Regions from separate parts of the Homo sapiens genome. Here regions 1 and 2 are each linked to region 3. Evidence: chromatin contacts called from ENCODE Hi-C or POLR2A ChIA-PET data. All regions are on one chromosome and are shown on one strand. Each heading gives the region's core, a stretch centred on a gene start or an enhancer-like site at or near the end of the contact. The rest is flanking DNA. Distances are from core to core; before and after follow the strand shown.

Evidence for each region. Hi-C counts contacts between places; a loop is a spot of excess contacts on that map. ChIA-PET counts read pairs that join two places held with the same protein, here RNA polymerase II (POLR2A). Pooled maps may share reads with other maps.
Region 1: a loop to region 3 is called in a map of CD8-positive, alpha-beta T cell, with 9 times the contacts of the local background. The contact joins the promoter of UBAP1 here to the promoter of BAG1 in region 3. A Hi-C loop is called at or near these places in 2 of 168 maps with a recorded cell type or tissue (both CD8-positive, alpha-beta T cell) and 7 of 50 pooled maps. POLR2A ChIA-PET finds 5 or more read pairs at or near these places in 1 of 52 experiments (HEK293).
Region 2: a pooled map shows a loop between it and region 3 (10-fold over the local background). The contact joins the promoter of DCAF12 here to the promoter of BAG1 in region 3. A Hi-C loop is called at or near these places in 1 of 37 single-sample maps with no recorded cell type and 6 of 50 pooled maps. POLR2A ChIA-PET finds 5 or more read pairs at or near these places in 1 of 52 experiments (activated T-cell).

The regions. Positions count from the first base shown.
Region 1 is chr9:34,176,954-34,180,360 of GRCh38, reverse strand. It overlaps UBAP1 (ubiquitin associated protein 1), which reads right to left and starts at 1,318. Exons shown (of 7, transcript NM_016525.5): 1 at 1,121-1,318. RefSeq lists enhancers at 1-353, 354-1,310, 1,076-1,505, 1,311-2,269.
Region 2 is chr9:34,124,212-34,128,002 of GRCh38, reverse strand. It overlaps DCAF12 (DDB1 and CUL4 associated factor 12), which reads left to right and starts at 1,305. Exons shown (of 9, transcript NM_015397.4): 1 at 1,305-1,649; 2 at 2,726-2,980. The coding sequence starts at 1,572. RefSeq lists a silencer at 1,571-1,620 and an enhancer at 1,055-1,756.
Region 3 is chr9:33,262,896-33,266,374 of GRCh38, reverse strand. BAG1 (BAG cochaperone 1) reads left to right here and starts at 1,667. Exons shown (of 7, transcript NM_004323.6): 1 at 1,667-2,151. The coding sequence starts at 1,701. CHMP5 (charged multivesicular body protein 5) reads right to left here and starts at 1,326. Exons shown (of 8, transcript NM_016410.6): 1 at 1,228-1,326; 2 at 261-365. The coding sequence starts at 1,296. RefSeq lists enhancers at 1,119-1,358, 1,889-2,478, 2,609-2,658 and a silencer at 1,539-1,858.

The sequences.
Region 1 (3,407 bases), core at 69-2,568, 910 kb before region 3:
GGCTTTTTAGTAGAGAAAGGGTTTCAACATGTTGGTCAGGCTGGTCTTGAACTCTTGACCTCGTGATCCGCCCGCCTCGGCCTCCCAAAGTGCTGGGATTTCAGACGTGAGCCACAGCGCCCGGCCAATACGGAAACTTTTAGTTTAGGTTGGGACATTAACTAGAAAGAACTATATATCACTAAAGACTAAGTATCTTGTTTTTCCCACCATCAAATCTGACAAAATTAAAAAGGAAAACATCCATCATATCTATTCAAATTCTCAAATGCTAATAACTGAAGAGACAAAGCACTAACGAGTAAAGTTAGAACAGAATATACGTAATACTTAACTAAATTACCAAATCTGGTTTCGCAACACTGCATGGTGACTAAAAGTAACAATTTTTTTTTCAGTTTAACATAAAACGTATTTTTATGCCCAACCATACTTTTAAGACGCTAGTCTGGAAACAATTACATTTGGCAACAAAGGTCAAAGATCACTGATATAGCTCAAATAAATGAACCTGACGTTCCACAAGAAAGACTGGGGCGGTTCCTGAGGCCCAGGTGGACTGTATAGGTAAGCCTCCACCCAAGAAACAAAAAAGGCGGATAAACATACCTGGAGAAGACCAGACAAGGCCAAAGATATCCCCAAAGATCACTCACCTCTGGTCTAGTCTCCACCTTTTCTCCCCAATCTCATTGCCTCAGGGAGAACTAAATCTACACCGCACGTCCCCAGCTCACCCTCAACTCCCCACCACTCACCTTCTTTACTAAAATCTGGGTCCCCCTCCCTGACATCCTCTAGTTCCCACCGAGTTCTCAGTCCAGCCCGATAGATGTCTACTATGCCTGTCTTCCAGTAGGGTATTAGTCTCCTTAATCCGAACTCATTTTTCCGCATCCCACTTCCCCTCCGCCCCTTCAACTCCGGTCCCCTCACTCCGACCCTTCTCCCAGAATCCTCCCCGAATCGCGGATCTCCGGCCACTTTTCCCTCCCACCTCCTAGCTCCGGCGCCCTTCACCTCGCTCGGCCCCCCATCCCGTTTCCCAGTCTCCCAGTACCAGCCCCCCTCCCCCAACTCCGCCCCTCTTCCCCCTCCCCCAGAGGGAGGCCCCCCTCACCTGAATGCCGCTGCTGCCGCCGTCTCAGAAGCCGAAAGGTGCTGGCACCGGCCGGCCTCCCAGGCTCGGTCCCCGCTGAGCTCCCGACAGCCCCTAGGGAGAGCGAACGCCACCACCTCCAACTCTGCCCGCTCCGGGCCAGGCCGTCACCGTAGCCACCGCCAGTGCCGCAGCCGCCATGTTGAAGTCCTACTTCCCTCCTCCTTCCCCTCACCGCCCCACTCATTTGGGCGTCTGACGTCATGGCGCCGCGCTCCACACGCCCGGACCAATGGGAGGAGCCGACGGTGACATAACTAATCTCTCTTCTAGCGAGGAGCTACTCCGGCAACATGGAGCATTGCAATTGGAATGAGTAAACCCTGCTGACCTAAGGGGGAAGGAGGAAAGGAGGGGGTCACTAAGAGTGTAAGACTTGGGTTTGGCGAGGCGGCCAAAGCGGGAAACCCAAGAGCCTTGAATCGCGAAGGTATGCCCAAAGAGTTAGCAGCGAGTCCTATTTGGGAATTAAGACATCTAGCTTCTGTTCAGGGTCAGCGACCTGGTACAACTCATACCCTTTCTGGACCTCACTTTTCCCATGTATAGAGGACTAAGTTGAAAGGTGACTTCTAGGCCGGGCGCAGTGGCTCACGCCTGTAACTCCAGCACTTTGAGAGGCCGAGGCAGGAGGGTCGCTTGAGCCCGGGAGGTCGAGGCTGCGGTAGCCGTGATCGCGCCACTGCACTCCAGGTGGGCAACGGAACGCGACTCTGTATCAAAAGAAAAAAAAACAAAGGTGACCTCTAAGTCTTCCTTCAATTCTGACATTCTATGGGTTTAAACCAGGTAATCCTATCCCAAGCCTTCACTGCCTTCTGTGGGGGTTTTTGTTGTTGTTGTTGTTTCTGTTTGGGGTGTTTTTTGTTTTTTTGAGACAGGGTCTCGCTCTGTCGCCTAGGCTGGAGTGCAGTGGCGCGATGTTGGCGCACTGCAACCCTGCAACCTCCACCTGTCGGGCTCAAGTGATCCTCCCACCTCAGCCTTCTGAGTAGCTTGGACTATAGCCACATGCCAACACGCCCGGATAATTTTTATTATTTTATATATATATATGGAGAGACGGGGTCTCACCATGTTGCCCAGGCTGGTGGTAAACTTCTGGGCTCAAGCCTCAGTCTCCCAAATTGCTGGGATTGTAGGCGTGAGCCATGGCGCTGGCCTTCTGTGTCTTTCTATGTCTGCTGGAATTAGGAGACAGAGAATTATTAATTGAATAAGATGACTCTTGAGCCCAGGAGTTCAAGACCAATTTAAGCAACATGAGACCCCCGTCTCTACAAAAAGTTTGGTAAAAATTAGGTGAGCCTGGGCAACATAGTGAGACCTTGTCTCTACAAAAACTCAAATTATCTGGGCGTGGTGGCATGTGCCTGTGGTCCTAACTATTCAGGAGGCTGAGATAGGAGGATCACTTGAGCCTGAGAGGTCGAGGCTACAGTGAGCCAGGATTGTGCTGGTGTACTCCAAACATGGGTGACAGAGCAAGATCTTGTCGCAATAAAATAAAATAAAATAAAATGACTAGGCACGATGGCTAACGCCTGTAATCCCAGCACTTTGGGAGGCCAAGATGGTCAGATCTCTTGAGCTCAGGAGTTTGAGACCAGCCTGGGCAACGTGGAGAATCTTCATCTCTAACAACAACAAAAAACAGTTGGGCATGGTGGTACACGACTGTAGTCCCAGCTATTGGGTTCTGCAAATGAGACCCTGTCTAAAAATAAAATAAAATTGTAAAAAATTAGCCAGACATGGTTGTACACATCTGTGGTCCCAGCTAGTCAGGAGGCTGAGGTGAGAAAATGGCCTCAGCCTGGGAGGTTAAGGCTGCTGTGAGCAATGATCATGCCATTGCACTCTAGCCTGGGCAACAGAGCAAGACTCTGTCTCAAAAAAAAAAAAAAAAAAAAAACAAGGTCGGGTGTGGTGGCTCACGCCTGTAATCCCAGAACTCTGGGAGGCTGAGGCAGGCAGATCATCTGAGGTCAGGAGTTTAAGACCAGCCTACCCAACATGGTGAAACCCCATCTCTACTAAAAATACAAAATAAAAATTAGCTAGGTGGGCGCCTGTAATCCCAGCTATGTGGGAGGCTGAGGCATGAGAATCGCTTGAACCCAAGAGGAGGAGGTTACAGTGAGCGAGATCAAGCCACTGCACTCCAGCCTGGGTGACAAAGCCAGACCCTGTCTCAAAAAAAAAAAAAAAAAAAAAAGTCTGGGCGCAGTGGCTCATGCCTATAATC
Region 2 (3,791 bases), core at 56-2,555, 860 kb before region 3:
GACCCACTCACTATGTGCATATCTCTAAAGGGACAGGCCTGACCAAATAAGATGGAGCTGCCTTTCGCAAGACATTAGGGGTTAGTGGTAGTGCCGACTTGGGATGGCAGGAGACCCTGCTTCAATCTGGTCTTTGATTCGGCTTGGAAAACAAATCCAAATCTCCTTGTTGACAGAACTTGAGATGGTCCAACAGAGCTCCTTGGAGGTATGAGGCCTGAGGCCTGAAGCCTGAAGTGACCAGCAGGTAACTGGGCACCACAGCCTGAGGCCAATCAGCCCCAAGCAAGAGCATCCTGCTTCCTCAGAGGGTTTGTTTGCTTGAGGAAAGCGAAGGCTGGCAGTCATATTCCTTCAGGATCTTCCAAAAATGTTGGCAAGGGTGATCCTGATGAAGCCCCCTTGTTTGGAGGCCAATGCCAGCTCTAACTGGACTGGCAAGCCAAAAATGACCACTCTCTTTCCTGTAGTTCAGAATTCCCGACCTGCCCTAATGGAGACGCAACCTGAATCCAAGAGTGAGGCAGGCAGCTACAGATAAGTTTACAGCGTGATGACTACTTCATAAAGCACAAAAGACCATGTGGTTTAGATGGCAGGTCATGGAAATCTAAAGGGAATGGTGAAGTTGCACCGTAAGGGGAAGGTGACTGAGGAGCTGAAACTGACTGAGGGGCTGAAGCATTTCGGACAGGAGAAAGGATCAGGAGGAGACAGAGCGGAGAATGGAGCCTCAGGGCTACCCAGCGGTGGGAAGAGGGTAGCCAGAGACTCGTAGGGCGGCCTGGGTTGGTTGTGCTGGGCAGGTTCTCAGTGGTGGGAAAGTCTGGCCACACTGCCCTGACTTCCTGACTGGACTTCACCTCGAGGGTGGGAGCGGTTCCTGCCCCCCACCCCCCCACCCCCCTGTCCAGCCCTTGGAGCCAGGGCACGGTTTGTGACAGATTCAGGGAAACGTTTGGTGCCAGATGGGAGGTAACCGGGTTAAGGCCTGCACTAGGGAGGATTCCTTCCCCCAGCAGCACTGGTGGTCCTCACTTCCGGGTGCCTGCGGATAGGCGGGCTGGGGTCGGAGGTCGGCGGCCAGAAGCCAGATTCCCTTGGCCCCAGCTCGTCCACTTCCATCCAGCAGTAGCCAAACAACCGTTGAAAATGGCCTGGCGGCGGCCGGGAAACACCAGAGAACTATCTTCCAACCCCTAGATCCCGCCCATCTCGTTCCGGCGGTGTTTCCGTGGCGACGCTATCCGAAGTGCGGCTGCGCAAGGGTGACGGCGCGCGAGCAAGGGGGAGGGGGTGTTTTGGTTCTAGCCGCTCGCCGTCCTTGCAGGCTCTGCCGTCGGAAAGCCGCTCATTCTCGCTTCCCCTTCCCTTTCCCGGCTCAAGTCCTTCCTCTCTCTTTCCTTTCTTTCCGCCTATCTTTTTTCTGCTGCCGCTCCGGGTCCGGGCCATTTTCCGGGCCGGGCGCACTAAGGTGCGCGGCCCCGGGGCCCAGTATATGACCCGCCGTCCTGCTATCCTTCGCTTCCCCCGCCCCATGTGGCTGCGGGGCCGCGGCGGCGCTGCCCACTATGGCCCGGAAAGTAGTTAGCAGGAAGCGGAAAGCGCCCGCCTCGCCGGGAGCTGGGAGCGACGCTCAGGGCCCGCAGGTGAGGGTTGAGAGGCCGGCACCTGGGTGGTGAGGCTGAGGAACCAAGATGGGCTTAGGGTCCGCAGATCCTGCGACGGGAATCGGGGTCCAGGGTCTGCAGTCAGAGGCAAAACAGGAATGGGTTCAGGGCCTATAGGGTCAGGACTGGACCCTCGTTAACTGGAGGGCAGATAGGCCAGGGCGGTGAGGAGCCAAAGGGGAACTCAGGAATGGGACATAATCCGCGGGAGGCCTGCATTCGTGGATAGGGCTTGAAAAGAAACCAGAATCTTGGCTTTGGAGGAAGGGGAAACCGAAGTTAAGGGAATCGGAAACAAACTCTGGTAGAGTGAACTCTACCTTCCATGGGCCCTAGGAAGCTGGGATGATTGCGTCCCTCCTGGAAGAAGGAAGTAGTCTCCCTATATGTATACCCAACCCTGAGCTGGGCCTTTCGGCGTTTGGACCCCAAAAGAAACAACAGTTCCCAGGTATCATCTCTATGCCGCCCCCTTTGGAGGGGAAGGCCTTCTTGGACATAGATATGGCCTCTGATTTCCCGGGGGCCTACTACCCCGTTGGCGGTTGATTTTTCGAATTCTGCAACTGCCTGGAGCGCGGGCATGATGACAGAGGAACGGTCATTGATGATGCATCCCTGGAAGACCTGGGAGCCAGGTCTGGCTCCTTGGACTGTATCTTCCGTGCTCCAGTGGGAGTACAGACTGAGAGGGAGAAGGGGGCTGGGTAGAGATGCAGCCCATGTCGGTATGGGAATCACTCTACCTCTCATTTCCTTCAATCTTTCACTCCTAAAATGTCTAGTAAACCTTTTAGTCTGTTCTATTCTGCATTCATTCCCTTGACTTTCAGCCCTTGTAATTCACATTGGTAAGTTTGACTGTGAGCAACATCTTTTTAATGTTGGAAGAGTTAAACGACTTTCTGGATTGAGATTCTTGTTCTCTTGTGTTTGTATTTGTGTTGTTTGTAAATTCTGCAGTATGAGTTATGAGTTGGTGATTTCTGTAATACAGTAGGATCTGTTCTGAAGAAGAGTAGCCAAAGCCCTGATTTCTAATGTTGTTTCCACAGTTTGGCTGGGATCACTCGCTTCACAAAAGGAAAAGACTTCCTCCTGTGAAGAGATCCTTAGTATACTACTTGAAGAACCGGGAAGTCAGGCTACAGAATGAAACCAGCTACTCTCGAGTGTTGCATGGTTATGCAGCACAGCAACTTCCCAGTCTCCTGAAGGAGAGAGAGTTTCACCTTGGGACCCTTAATAAAGTGTTTGCATCTCAGTGGTTGAATCATAGGCAAGTGGTGTGTGGCACAAAATGCAACACGGTAAGTGCCTGGGGGGATGTGACCTCTCTCCTAGGTCGTGGATATATTGCTCCACTTGCTCTAGAACCTCTGCTAGTTTTCCCGTCTGTTTCTTTTAGGAGGGACTTGCCTTACTCTCCTTTCCATTCTTTCCCGTTGGTGACTTCTTCCTCTTTTCGTGTTCCTTTTTTCACTCATACATTTCTTTTCTGATAAGTCCTCAAAGGAGTGTATTTCTTCAGGCCCTCTCTGGATGTGCTGCTTCTAGAGGGTTGTTTGTTTGTTTGTTTGTTTTTGCCTCATATTTTTATGCTGGTTTTTAAGTCATAGGCCTCAAAGGAAAGATTTAAGAAATAATGATGCTTAGAGCATCATTCAGGATACATAATAGTGAAAACAGCCTAAGAACGTATGTCGAAGTATTTAAAATAGCACACTTGGCTGTTTTTTAGTGAACAGAATCTAAAAATGTATAAACTGAAATATGAGAAATACATGAACTGTTTCCTATAAGGAAGGCAGGGAATGTGTGTCTGGTAGTATATTTCAGGGTATAAGCATTAGCTCTTTGGAAAGTAGCCTTTTTAAGAGTGAATAGAAAGACAGTTATAAATGAATGAAGTGAAAAATTTCTCAGTAAGCTTTGTAACCAACCCAATTATAGGCCAGGATAAAATAAGTCAAAGAGCAGAAACGTTTGGAATAGAGTCCACGAATAGCATGATGTCACAAGACTGGCAAATGAAAAGAGGCAGGGCCTAGGGCCTAGGGGTGGGAAATGATTACGCCCAGCCCTCCCTCGGTTTTCACCTCCCCTGTGTGAATGGACAAG
Region 3 (3,479 bases), core at 418-2,917:
TCAGCCTCCTGAGTAGCTGGGATTACAGGCGCCTGCCACCATGCCCAGCTAAGTTTTTGTATTTTCAGTAGAGACAGGGTTTCGCTATGTTGGCCAGGCTAGTCTCAAATGCCTGACCTCGTGATCCACCCGCCTCAGCCTCCCAAAGTGCTGGGATTACATGCATGAGCCACTGCGCCCAGCCGAACTAGGCCCTATTTCTATAGGTGCTAAAACTAGGCTCTGCCAGCACCTTGTGCAGCAGTTGCTGCCCACCTTACCTTTGCAGGACCCTCTCTCATCTTCTTGATCTGATCCTTATACTTCACTAGCTCAGCATCCAATCGAGAAATCTTCTTGTCAATGGATTCTGCTCTACTGTCCACCTTAGGGGAAAATATCAAATGCACTGGTAGTTACTGCAATACACTTATTCCAGAAGGGGCAGGTAGAGAGGAAGGAATACAGAGGAAGAAAAGAGGAGCTTAAGGGGAAGGGTGAAAAACAGTGGTTCACAAAGAAGGGTATTCCCAACCAGAAACCCTGGGCTTTATAAATTATTCTCTTACCCCCCGCCACACTGCCCCGATTCTGATATACCAGGTAGCCTTCAAGTGGGTTGGGGCAGAAAATAATTTGAGAATCACTGAGTTGAGTTGGAATTTCCCTAGAATCAGAGACTAGCCAGGCTGAGAGTTCCTCCAAGAGGCACATGAAATGGGCCAGTGCCAAGTGAAACCAGCTGATTGTAGATCTAATGCCATTCCCTAAATCGGGGATGGTGGCTTAATCTGAGGGGCTAGGGTTCTGAGTTTTGTGTTACTGAGATCCAGGACGAAGGCACAGATATGTTGACCTAGGATATCAAGCTGAGTCCTGATGTGGACTGGGGATGACAGATGGAAGAAGGGTAAGGGATCAGGCAGGATGAGGTGGGAAGGGTGTATGGGCCTAGGGCTGGGTGAGGTGAGAGGATCAAGGCGAGAGCGAGTGGACGGGCAATGGGCATCAAAACGGGTTGGGTGCTGGCAGGGCAAGGCAGTGATGGGGTTAGGGGTTCCCTGGTTTGTGGCGTTAGGAATGACTTGGGTAACAGGGATGAAGGGGAGAAGGTGAGATAGAGAGGGACGACGTGTAAGGGGCCCAGGACCCGAAATGAAGTGGAAGAATATGGGCCCGGGGCTGGGGGTGGGCGGGGTCGGGTGTGTCAGAGGTCCTGAGCCTACTTATGCATGATCAAATGCCCACCGTGCCAATGCAGTCAGTCAGGCTGGGCGGCGGAGCCTTGGGTTTCGCTTTCCCGAAGAGTCGGTTCATCTTGAGCAGCCGCGAAGAAACCCAAACACTAGAGCAAAACCAGAAACGGAAGCAGAGTCACTCCCGCCTCGACTTCCGGCCCCTCCGTGCGCAAGCGCAATATGCCTCCTGGCGTTTCCCGATTCTTTTTCCGGATTTTCAGCCGGGTCTTCCGGGGATGGAGAGCAAAAGGACTTGGTGCTCTCGGAGAGAGCCTGCAGGGGGCGGGGTGTTGGTAGAAGGAGTGGGAGGGGTTTTACTGTAGCAAGGCGGGGCCTCAGTTGAGTGGGTGGGGCCTGGAGGCAACTAACGCGGCATAGGGCGAGGGCGGGGCCGGCAGGCCGGGGCGGGGCTGGGAAGTAGTCGGGCGGGGTTGTGAGACGCCGCGCTCAGCTTCCATCGCTGGGCGGTCAACAAGTGCGGGCCTGGCTCAGCGCGGGGGGGCGCGGAGACCGCGAGGCGACCGGGAGCGGCTGGGTTCCCGGCTGCGCGCCCTTCGGCCAGGCCGGGAGCCGCGCCAGTCGGAGCCCCCGGCCCAGCGTGGTCCGCCTCCCTCTGGGCGTCCACCTGCCCGGAGTACTGCCAGCGGGCATGACCGACCCACCAGGGGCGCCGCCGCCGGCGCTCGCAGGCCGCGGATGAAGAAGAAAACCCGGCGCCGCTCGACCCGGAGCGAGGAGTTGACCCGGAGCGAGGAGTTGACCCTGAGTGAGGAAGCGACCTGGAGTGAAGAGGCGACCCAGAGTGAGGAGGCGACCCAGGGCGAAGAGATGAATCGGAGCCAGGAGGTGACCCGGGACGAGGAGTCGACCCGGAGCGAGGAGGTGACCAGGGAGGAAATGGCGGCAGCTGGGCTCACCGTGACTGTCACCCACAGTGAGTGTCGGGCGCCAGGTGGGCTCCATGCAGGTCCCGAAAGCCCGGCGGGGTCTGTGGGTTTAGTCACGTGTCCTCCAGAAGCGTGTGACCTTGCGCTTGTCCTGGCGTCCGGAAGCGTGGGTTATTGGTTGTGTCCGTGGAACTGTCTTTTGTCCCGGGCTTGTGTCTGTACACTTTTCCATGTGGCCGGTGTATTTTGTCTCTGGTCATTTGTGCGATCCTGGGTGTTTGAGCTTCTCCGTGCTTTACGTCGTGGGCCTGGTTGTGTTTGTGTGCCCGCGCAGTTATTGTGCCCTTTGTGTCAGGCATATATTGGGCCATGTGGTCTACGACTGCTCCGTGTGTGATAAGTCAGAACTTCGTGCATGCCGGGGTGCTCCTCGTGTGCTGAGTGCCTTCTCCGTGTGCGCCGCTTGAGTTGGCCGTGGGTCCAAGCGTTGTACTCTGGGCACCCTTTGGGTCTGCCTACTGTTGGAGTTGACACACCACCAAATGAAGTCAGTACACCGGAGAGCTGAGTCCATGAGGTTTCTCTAGAACCAGCTAGGGGAGGCCCAAGGGTCTGGGAATCTGGAGACCTGGATTCTAGATCCTGCGGTTTTGAGTGACCTTGGGATGGACGGCTTCTTCTAAGAATCCGGTTTCTCCTCTGTGAAGTAGATTTGGTAACCCTGGCTCCTGCTGACCTCACGGAGCTGTTGGGGGAACCAAACCTTGGTGTAATGTACTGTACACAGGCTCCCTCCTTGCTGTCCGCATCCCTGGAAAAGAATTGGCGTCTCTTCTTCAGAAAGAAAGGCTCTGCTGTTCGTATGCATTTGTCTGTTTACTTAGCACAAATCATGGATGCACTCAAGTGTGTTCAGTGGGAGAGACTTGGAGGAAAACAGTCACTTGCCCATTACAGCAAGCGAGACGAGACCAATACAATACAGGGTACAGGGCAGTCAAGCCACAGGAAGCAGATGGCTTGTGATGAAAAAGGTGGGCTTGGGAATCAGCTAGATCTGATATCAACTTCTGATTCCAACAGTTGAGTCTCCATAGGCAGTCCTTAACTTGCCTGAAGTCACAGTTTGCTCATCTGTGAAATAAGAAGTAATAGGTAGATCTACTTCGTGGGGTTTATCTGAGGATTAAATTAGATTATGCATGAAATGCTTAAAATGTTAGCAGATATCATTCATATTGTTAGTTATTATAATAGAGGAAACAGAGATACTTGAGGAGGTCACCAGAGGAAAGCTGGGTGGCATGGGGGCAGGCTCTGTGGAGTAGGTGGCATATGAGCTGGGCCTTGAAGGCTGGGTAAATAAATGTGATAA